Regions from separate parts of the Homo sapiens genome. Here region 1 is linked to region 2. Evidence: chromatin contacts called from ENCODE Hi-C or POLR2A ChIA-PET data. All regions are on one chromosome and are shown on one strand. The core of a region is the stretch at or near the end of the contact, and the rest is flanking DNA. Distances in the headings are between cores, read along the strand shown.

Region 1 (4,385 bases), core at 1,798-4,297, 280 kb after region 2:
GAACGGCATAGCGCACAAAGGGCTCGTTTCAACCTAGAGGCTGCAATGCACAGCTTAACCTGGAGGAGGATGGTTCCCTACAGAAAGAATAAAAGCAAGCCCAGAGAACAACTGGAGGAATAGCAGGGCATGAAAATGAATTAATGAGGTGAGGTTACTGGGCACTGGGAACCAACAGACTGGTGTGTGAGAGTTTTATGGGCAAGGCCAGGAAACGGTTCAGGAAGGACTGTAAGATGTTTAAATTTAAAAAGCCTAAGAGGATTAAATATAAATACGTTTTTAAAAAGCTTCAATTTACATGTACAAAGCACCATATAATTTCAAATCATTACTGTTGATCTTTTTTTTTTTTTTTTTAGGAGACAGTCTCACTCTGTCACCCAGGCTGGAGTGCAGTGGCACGATCTCGACTCACTGCAAACTCCACCTCCCAGGTTCAAGCGATTCTCCTGCCTCAGCCTCCTGAGTAGCCGGAAATACAGGCATGCGCCACCATGCCCGGCTAACTTTTGTATTTTTAGTAGAGACGAGGTTTCACCATGGTGGCCAGGCTGCTCTCGAACTCCTGAGCTCAAGCGACCTGCCCGCCTCAGCCTCCCAAAGTGCTGCGATTACAGGCATGAGCCACCATGCCCAGCCCCGGCCTACTGCTTTTAATTACCTTAACCAAAATGGGAAAATTCCTCAAGCTACCAGTGGTACCAGAATATAGGTCCCCAAATAGATCCCTGGTTTGTCTTTAGAGACACTGAAGAGGACAACAATAGCCAATTCGGGATTTCAAACACCCCACAAACTAGACCTTAGGCTCTGTGAGGGCAAAAGACACAGTTTATTCAACAACGATCTGTTCAACAGAACCTGGTCACCAAGTGGATGGATGGATGGGCAGACACAGATGGACAGACTACTCAGTGGGTGGCTACATGTGCTTGCCTGCCCCGGGACACATGACTCACTTCTGCAATGCTACATAGACTAGAGTTTGCTCCATCAATGAGATAGATAGTATGGCATGAAACCTAGCAAAACCATCTACATTTTTCTAGCCAGGTACTGGTTTTTTTTAAGCTGGCCGCCATACTCAGCTATTTTTTTTTTTTTTTTATAGAAACAGGAGTCTTGCTGGGTTGCCTAGGCTGGTCTTGAACTCTTGGCCTCAAACAATCCTCCCACCTCAGCCTCCCAAAGTGCTGGGATTACAGGTGTGAACCACAACACCCGGCCCAGGTACTTCAATAGGCATTTTTTAAACATGTCAACAGATGTTTAAACTTAATTGACTTAATTGACCGTGCCACAGTCAGAGAATACAACTGCCAGACAACCATCTAAAATACTGTCAACATAAAAAGTTCCTGAAATACCTATTGTCTTAAAAAATCACCCTCCACTCTAAGCAAAGAAACCAAAAGAGAAATGCCTTGGTATTAAAAGAAAGAAGCTGGTTGCCATTTTGGCAAAGGAAATAGCCTAGAAAGCAGATACCTCATGCTCAGGATGTCACATGGAACAGGCTGGACACACCTGCTGCCTCCCTTTAACTAGCAGGTGTGCCATGAGAGCTTACACTGGGCACACCCACTGGTGCCCAAAAGCCATTAAATTGGGGATGAATGAAAAGAGAACAGTAGTAATACGTTCATAAGTGACCCTGATAGAGCCAACCATAACCCAGCACAGAATTCTGATTTTTTGAGCTGAAAAGGGCCCTTTATACATCTCACCAGGTTCAAACACCTTCAGGGGAGGCAGGCAACGTCACCTGCAACGGTGAAAAAGGCAGGTGTAGACAACCAGAAACGGTGAGGCCCAAACCCAACAGCATTCAAATACAAAAGCATAAAATAAAAATGCTCCAGCCACCCCAATTCCAGCCTTTTGCTTCAGAGAGGACGAAGCCGGCTGAGGGAGGTCACATGGCCAATTAGTGACAGCTCAAACCAGACTGCCTCCGGACTCCCAGTCCCATGTCCTCGCACATCCCGGGGCCTTCTCTGCGCGCAGATGACCCAATTGTCAGCAGGGACTGCATCTTCCCCCGCCCGTCTCCCAGCACTGCAAGAATAGAAGTAGCACCTACTACAAACGCTGCAGACCCAGAAAGCCCTTATGGGTGACTTTCTTCCACCTGCAGTTGCCCTCATTTACCCTTTGCCCTGACAATCGATAATTTCCCATCAGTCACGCTTAAACCCCCAGCCTGCAGGCCGACATCCTATCAGCCACCCATCCAAGGGGGGGCATCTAGGACCAAACGAAGGAGAAAATCCTGCGCCTTAAAGTAGTCACACTCGAAATGTCATTTTTTCCCCCCGAAAGGTGGCAAGGAGGGGGACTCGCGACCCCCCAGGGAACAGGCCAGAAAGGCCCCGGGGTCGGAGGAGCTGCTTCTAAAATTACTTCGCGCAGTCTTTGTAGAAGGGAAGAAAGCAAGAATGTAAAAGGCACCCTCTTGCCGCCCCTCCTGATGCCCCTGAATTCCAGGGGGCGAGACGATGCCCGTGCGCACCACCGGGGGAGGGGCGAGGGAAGCGACCCCAGGACGCGCGGGCGCAGAGCCCGGGAGGAGGCGGCGGCAGCCAGTGGGGTTCTGGGGGCGCCCCATTTGCCTCCCCGCTGCGCGGCCTGAGGGCCCGAGCGCGCTGTGGCTCCCGTGGCGGGAAGGGGTGGGTACCCCGGGGGCCCGGCCCGGCCGGCAGAACGGCAGGAGCTGAGGGCCGCCGGGCATCTTGGGCCCCGGGGCCAGGGTGGCCGGCGGGCGCGGGGTCCCGGGAGATGGGTCGGGGTGGGGGCGCGCAGGCCGCGCCGCGGGGCCGGTGGGTGACAGCGCGCGGGGGCCGTGCCAGGCCGGCCTCGTGGGCGCGGCGAGCACCTCGCGGCCCCGCCGGCAGGTGCGGCCCGCAGGCCGGGCAGGGGGCGCGGCGGCCGGGCTCTCACCTGGCTGCAGCTCGCGTGGTTCCCGTCCTGCCGCCGCGCCTCGGCGCCGCAGTGCCCGCTGCAGCCTCCGCCTCCGGTCCCCGCGACAGCCGCCTGCAAAATGGCGCCGCGGAGGGGCGGGCCGGGGGCGGGGTGCAGCGGAGCCGCCCGCCCCCGCGCCGGTCTGGGGCCCACCTCCCTCCCCGCCCCCGACCCCTGCCCTCGGGCCTCCCCCCGGGGAGGGGCTGCTCCCTGGCACCCGGCAGCGCTCCCCGGAACATCCCGGGCCTCGCACCCAGCCGTCCCCTTCCCGTTCCTTTCATTTCCCTCCCCTGCGCAGAAAGATCGCCCCCCTTCGCGACCCTTCCCACCAGTCACACCTGTTCCTGGGGACCCACCTGGCAAGCAGAGCGCTGGTCCCTGAGTGTCCTGGTCCAGGTCCCCCCTTTTTACCCCGCCTGCCACCGAGCCCTGTCATTGCTCGAGCGTGATAAGCAAGCAGTTTGTGGTGCATTGGGCTCAGTGGGTTGGATGTTTTAAAACAATTTCACCGCTTCTCCACTTAGGTAGCCAGTTTTTTTAACCTAACTGGAGAAGAAGTCCTTCTTACCTCATGCAGAGATCGTAATACAGACCAAGGCTTTTCAGACGTGAATTCTCTGGGGGTCGTGTTAGGCTAGGGGCGGGTTCACATTCAGTGGCTCTGGGGTGCAGCCCAAAAGTCTGCACTTCTAAATTGTCCCCAGGTGATGCCCCCGGGTGAGGTTCTTGGACCGCTAAGCAGAAAGGCCAAGTGTAAATCCCTGGCCCTCGGTCTTAGAGCTGGGCAGCCTCACTTTGAGGACTTCATTAAGATGCAGATGGCTGGGCCCCACCCCCAGAGTTGCTAAGGCTGGAGGTCTGGCGTGAGGCTCCAGAATCTGCATTTCTGCCAAGTTCCCAGGTGATGCTGATGCTACTGGTCTGGGGACCACACGTATTGAGCCACTGCTGAAATCTGAATACAATTTTTTAAATGTTCTAATAATTAGTACTTTCTTAACACCTTCCATCTTGAAACCGTTGTCATGGTTGCTTTACTAACTGAATGATAATGTACTAGTTCCCGGGCAACTCTTGAGAAACAGAATTGTAGACGGTGTCTGTCTGACCTCACATGGAGAGAAATTGATTTTATAATCAGAATTATTTATGTGTTTTACACAGTTTTGGAAAGTGACATCACACATATTAATGCAGTTGGGGGAGCAGCAACTAAAGGAATTTTATGAAATAGGCAAGTGTGGTCTGTGTCTTGACAATAATGTGTCTTCCCATTTATTTATCTAATAACTGCATTTTTATTTGCTTATATTTAATTTTTTAGAGACAAGGTCTCACTCTGTCACCCAGGCTGGAGTGCAACGGCACAATTAAGGCTGCAGCATCAACCTTCCAGGCTCAAGGGATCCCCCAACCTTGGC
Region 2 (4,282 bases), core at 305-2,804:
GTTGGAGATGATTGTGTCTAGTGGGAACAGGCAGGGGGATAGTGCACAGAGTTCACAATGGGACAACGAGCCTGCCGAGGCTGCACTGCCGGCCTGGCTGGGTGACCTTGAGCCTATCTGGGCCTGTGAGCTCACCATGCAAAGGAGCTGGACCACAGAATTCTGAGTCCTTTCTAGCTCTAAACACTGTGGCCCTAAGTATCTATATGTGAAACAAAATTGTCCTGACATTTGTCTCTGGGTACTGAACTATTAGGAGATTTTGATTTTTTCATCTCCATTTTGCAAACAGTCTGTACTAAGATTACACTACTGTGTTTCTGTTTTGTGTGTATTCAGAAGCACAAAAAGTCTGTGGTTCTAGAAAGGAAATAGAAAAGTTCTTAAAAAAAAAAAAGTGGGGAAGTGAAACAAATGTTAAAGTCAGAGGAGAAAGAAAGGCCCAACCGGAGGCCCCAAATCCACCCAGAGCCCAGAAGCCCGGGTTTCCCACCGACCGGCTGCGGTCTTTGTCAGCTCTCTGGCGCTATCTGCTGTCCTTCTCGATAACAACCGTTTAATTTGGTTTGCAAAATTGCTCTGACGCAAATCCACCGTGAACACTGACGGGGTCACATTCAGCATAAAAATCGCATTCTGTTTACAGGAAAATCTGGCCCCATACTTGCTCCCATATTCACTTTTGACTTTGCCTTGCAGTACTAACTGTAACAGGGACACCTGAGCAAGTCCCTTCTGTATAAGGCCCAAAATGGTCACCCAATACCAATGAGTCTCTTGCTTTGGAAAGCCCAGGAATGCACCTCCAGCCCCTTCTGCGCAGCGCTCGGACACCATGTAGAGGAGAAGGCACTCTGCAGAACTCGCCCTCAGCCCGCACCACCTGTCCAGGGGACTGGCTGCGTGTCAATGTGTCTCTGCTCCCGGGGTTCCCGCAGATCTTTAACTTATTGGCCTTTGGGCTAATTCAGTCCTTCAAGCATTCCTCGCCCAACATGCCAGGAAGTCTTCTCACGTGTCTTCCACCCCATACCTACCAGTTCTGTTTTCCCACTACCCGATGAAAGTGTAACCGCCCCCCGGCGCCCCCCCCCCCCACCACCACACACACACCCTGTTGGTCCCATCCTCAGGGCGTGGTGGTCCAGGTGAACGCTTGCCCTCTTTTTGAGCTGAACCTCCCCACAGAGGCTGTCAGCAAAGACTGCTTTGCTGTCCAAGGCCGGCCTTTAGGTACAGGACACTATGCATGTCCAGCGAGGCTTGTTGAAGCCACATCTGTCATAGATATTGATGGGAAAAGCATTTTCCTTCTAACACATCTCATTCCAATTCTAAAAGGCACCTCTGAAGCCTTGCTGAACTTCATCAAGATTTTCACGTGGTTTCCTTAGTAAAGTGTGATGAGAAGGTCCATCCTTCTCAGGATGAAGGAGTGGTCCAGGAAGCCCTGATTGGTCTGCCGGGGAGGGAAGGGCTGCCTTATTTGGAGACCTGCAGGAATGCCACCTCCCCCGGCAGCTCCTATATAGCTGGGCGGACCTGGCTGCCAAGAGGGTGTGCTGGGGGACTGTGCAGCTCGAGGCTCCAGAGGCACACTCCAGAGAGAGCCAAGGTACGTGGGGGGCCACTTCTGTGGTCAGGACTGCTGGTTTCTTATCAAGGCTCGATCCCAGATTGAAAATCATGCAATGATTTCTTTACTCCCACACCTGGGGATGGGTCCCAAGTTCAGGGTAGACTTGCGAGGATACCCAGTCATCACTGGGCTTGCCTTTCTCTAAGTTGGTGCTATAATAAAATGCTACTTTAGGGTTTGTGGGTTGGGATTTTGTTTTGCCTTTAAGCTTCTGCCTATGAAAACTAATCTCTTTCTCAAGAATGCTGTGCTTTTATTTTTTTTATTTGACTCACCTGAAATGATCTATTATGCCATTAATCTTATTTAAGATTTCTCCTTAAAAAAGGAATGATGTGGAGTATGGCCCTATTTAGGAGACTAATGAATATTTGCTTCATGCTTGGATCTCTTTGGAGAAAGTCAGTCTGAGTTCACTGTGCTCAGGAGGCAGAGAGAGTGGGGTGAGGGGGTCCAGATGCTCATAGCCACCCTGGGACAAAGACGAGGCGATGTCTACAAGCAAGGAAAGGTCAGTGAGGCCTCTTTGCAGGCTTCTAGAGATGACTGGATGTGCTTCTAGAGATCACTTCAGCTGTGTTTTGCCTTTTTTTTTTAATATAAGGAGCAATGTGGCATCAGAGTTGAACATTTTATCAGAGGAACATTAGCCACTTTTAGGGAAGCTGCAGCAGGGTGGTGGAGGGTGTGTGAGGGGCGAAACAAGCTCCCTGTCAGCCTCCTCCAGCTCTGGGGCCCCATGGCCTCACAGTAAGTCTTTGCCTAGGAGACAGCTTAGGCAAGCTCCGGTATGGGAACTCCTTCCATTTCCCTAATCCACACAGGCAAAGACCCAGGTGCTAGAATGCCCTGACAGTCGGCCTTGGGAAGTGGATTTCCTTGATGGCTATTGTAGATTCAGGAGCCGAATGTGACAGGCAACCTTAAGGTGTGGGGTGAGGGGCTTTTCCATGACATCAGTGGCAGCCCTTCGGATGTCCCAGGGCCACCTTGACCCGGGACCCTCCTGGTGTTCCCCCAGGCCCTCCTGTCTTCCCTTTCATCTCGTTTTCTCCGAAATTCCTCAAGGGCCCTGCCCTTTGCCCTTTGCCCAGCTCAGGGGGCATCATACCCAGTGAGTGAAAAGCACAGTGTGTGAGCACTGTCTTCTCCTGAAACCCAGATGGGCAGTGGGGCATGGCTAGTGGACACATGCAGTGCAGCATTAGACAGAGCCCAGTGCAGGTCTGCCACCTCCCCGCTGTGCAGCCTTGGGCAAATTACTTAACTTCTCTGAATCCCAGGACAACATTTATAACATGGGGATAATAATGTACCTACTCTATGTGAGAATTAAGTTAGGCAATGTCAGAGAAGAGCTTAACACGGTGGCAGGCATGAAGAAAGTATGCAATAAAAAGCCAGTAGGATAAGCAGATGGTCACACTGTCCCCCAGGGGTGAGATTGGAAAGGATGCCTGGAGCACACTTGACCCCTGGACATAGGGGAGGCAGGGGTCCCTTTGCTACGTTTCCATCTTTCCCTTCCTTCCTCCTCCTCTCTCTCTCATTACTGCAAAGCCCTTTAGGATCAGCAGCCAGTGAATTCCTCAGAATGGATGGCAGAATGCCCCCAAGACAGTGCCAGCTCAGAGCAATAAAGAACAAAGAGGGGAGATTGAAAGTACAATCTAAAGTCGGCACAGTGGCTCGTGCCTGTAATCTCAGCACTTTGGGAGGCTGAGGTGGGAGGATCACTTGAGCCTGGGCAACATAGTGAGACCCCGTTTCTACAACATGTATTTAAAAATTAGCTGGGTGTGGTAGTGTGTGCCTGTAGTCCCAGCTACTCCGGAGGCTGAGGCAAGAGGATTGCTTGAGCCCAGGAGTTCAGGGCTGCAATGAGCTATGATCATGCCACTGCACTCCAGCCTGGGCAACAGAGTGAGATCCTGTCTCTAAAATATGTGTGTGTGTGTGTGTGTGTGTGTGTGTGTGTGTGTATGTGTGTGTGTCTGTACATATACGTATATATATATGTGTGTATATATACATATATGTGTGTATATATGTATATATGTGTGTGTATATACGTGTATATATACATATATATGTGTATATATATACGTGTATACACACACACACACACACACACATATAGTCCATGCCCACCAGCATTTGATTCCAACTCTTCTATTGTATTTTCCTCCCAGGGATTTCTTGATTTGAAAGACTTGGGAGTATCAAAGAAAACCTACATGTATTAAGTCACCACTCCTTTATTTTCCCATGCGTATTCAAAGCCACTATAATTGCCCTTTGCCATTCTTACCTGTCTCGGAAACCGGGACCAGAGCCCTGAGTGAATGTAATCCTAGCAATAGCAAAGGAGCTCGGTGTTTGAGTTAACCCTGCACAACCCAAACATGGGGAAACAATTATGCTTTTGAGACCACATAAATAGCACAAGGATGCGATTCCTTCCTTAAAATCTCCTGCACTTGGGAGGGGGCAGGGGAGCCCAGGCAGGCCTGGTGGGGAGCTGACCCACCGCCGTTTCTCTGGCAGGTTCTGACGCGATGAGGAAGCACCTGAGCTGGTGGTGGCTGGCCACTGTCTGCATGCTGCTCTTCAGCCACCTCTCTGCGGTCCAGACGAGGGGCA

What was found. A loop is a pair of places that touch in the nucleus more often than their neighbours do. ChIA-PET counts read pairs that join two places held with the same protein, here RNA polymerase II (POLR2A). Pooled maps may share reads with other maps.
Region 1: a pooled map shows a loop between it and region 2 (2.2-fold over the local background). The contact joins the promoter of SLC23A2 here to the promoter of PRND in region 2. A Hi-C loop is called at or near these places in 1 of 168 maps with a recorded cell type or tissue (breast epithelium) and 1 of 50 pooled maps. POLR2A ChIA-PET finds 5 or more read pairs at or near these places in 1 of 52 experiments (naive thymus-derived CD8-positive, alpha-beta T cell).

The regions. Positions count from the first base shown.
Region 1 is chr20:4,998,463-5,002,847 of GRCh38, forward strand. SLC23A2 (solute carrier family 23 member 2) reads right to left here and starts at 3,048. Exons shown (of 17, transcript NM_005116.6): 1 at 2,944-3,048. RefSeq lists enhancers at 36-536, 3,444-3,593, 4,378-4,385, silencers at 2,564-2,723, 2,914-3,153 and a promoter at 2,937-3,135.
Region 2 is chr20:4,720,355-4,724,636 of GRCh38, forward strand. It overlaps PRND (prion like protein doppel), which reads left to right and starts at 1,555. Exons shown (of 2, transcript NM_012409.4): 1 at 1,555-1,615; 2 at 4,187-4,282. The coding sequence starts at 4,198. RefSeq lists an enhancer at 258-477.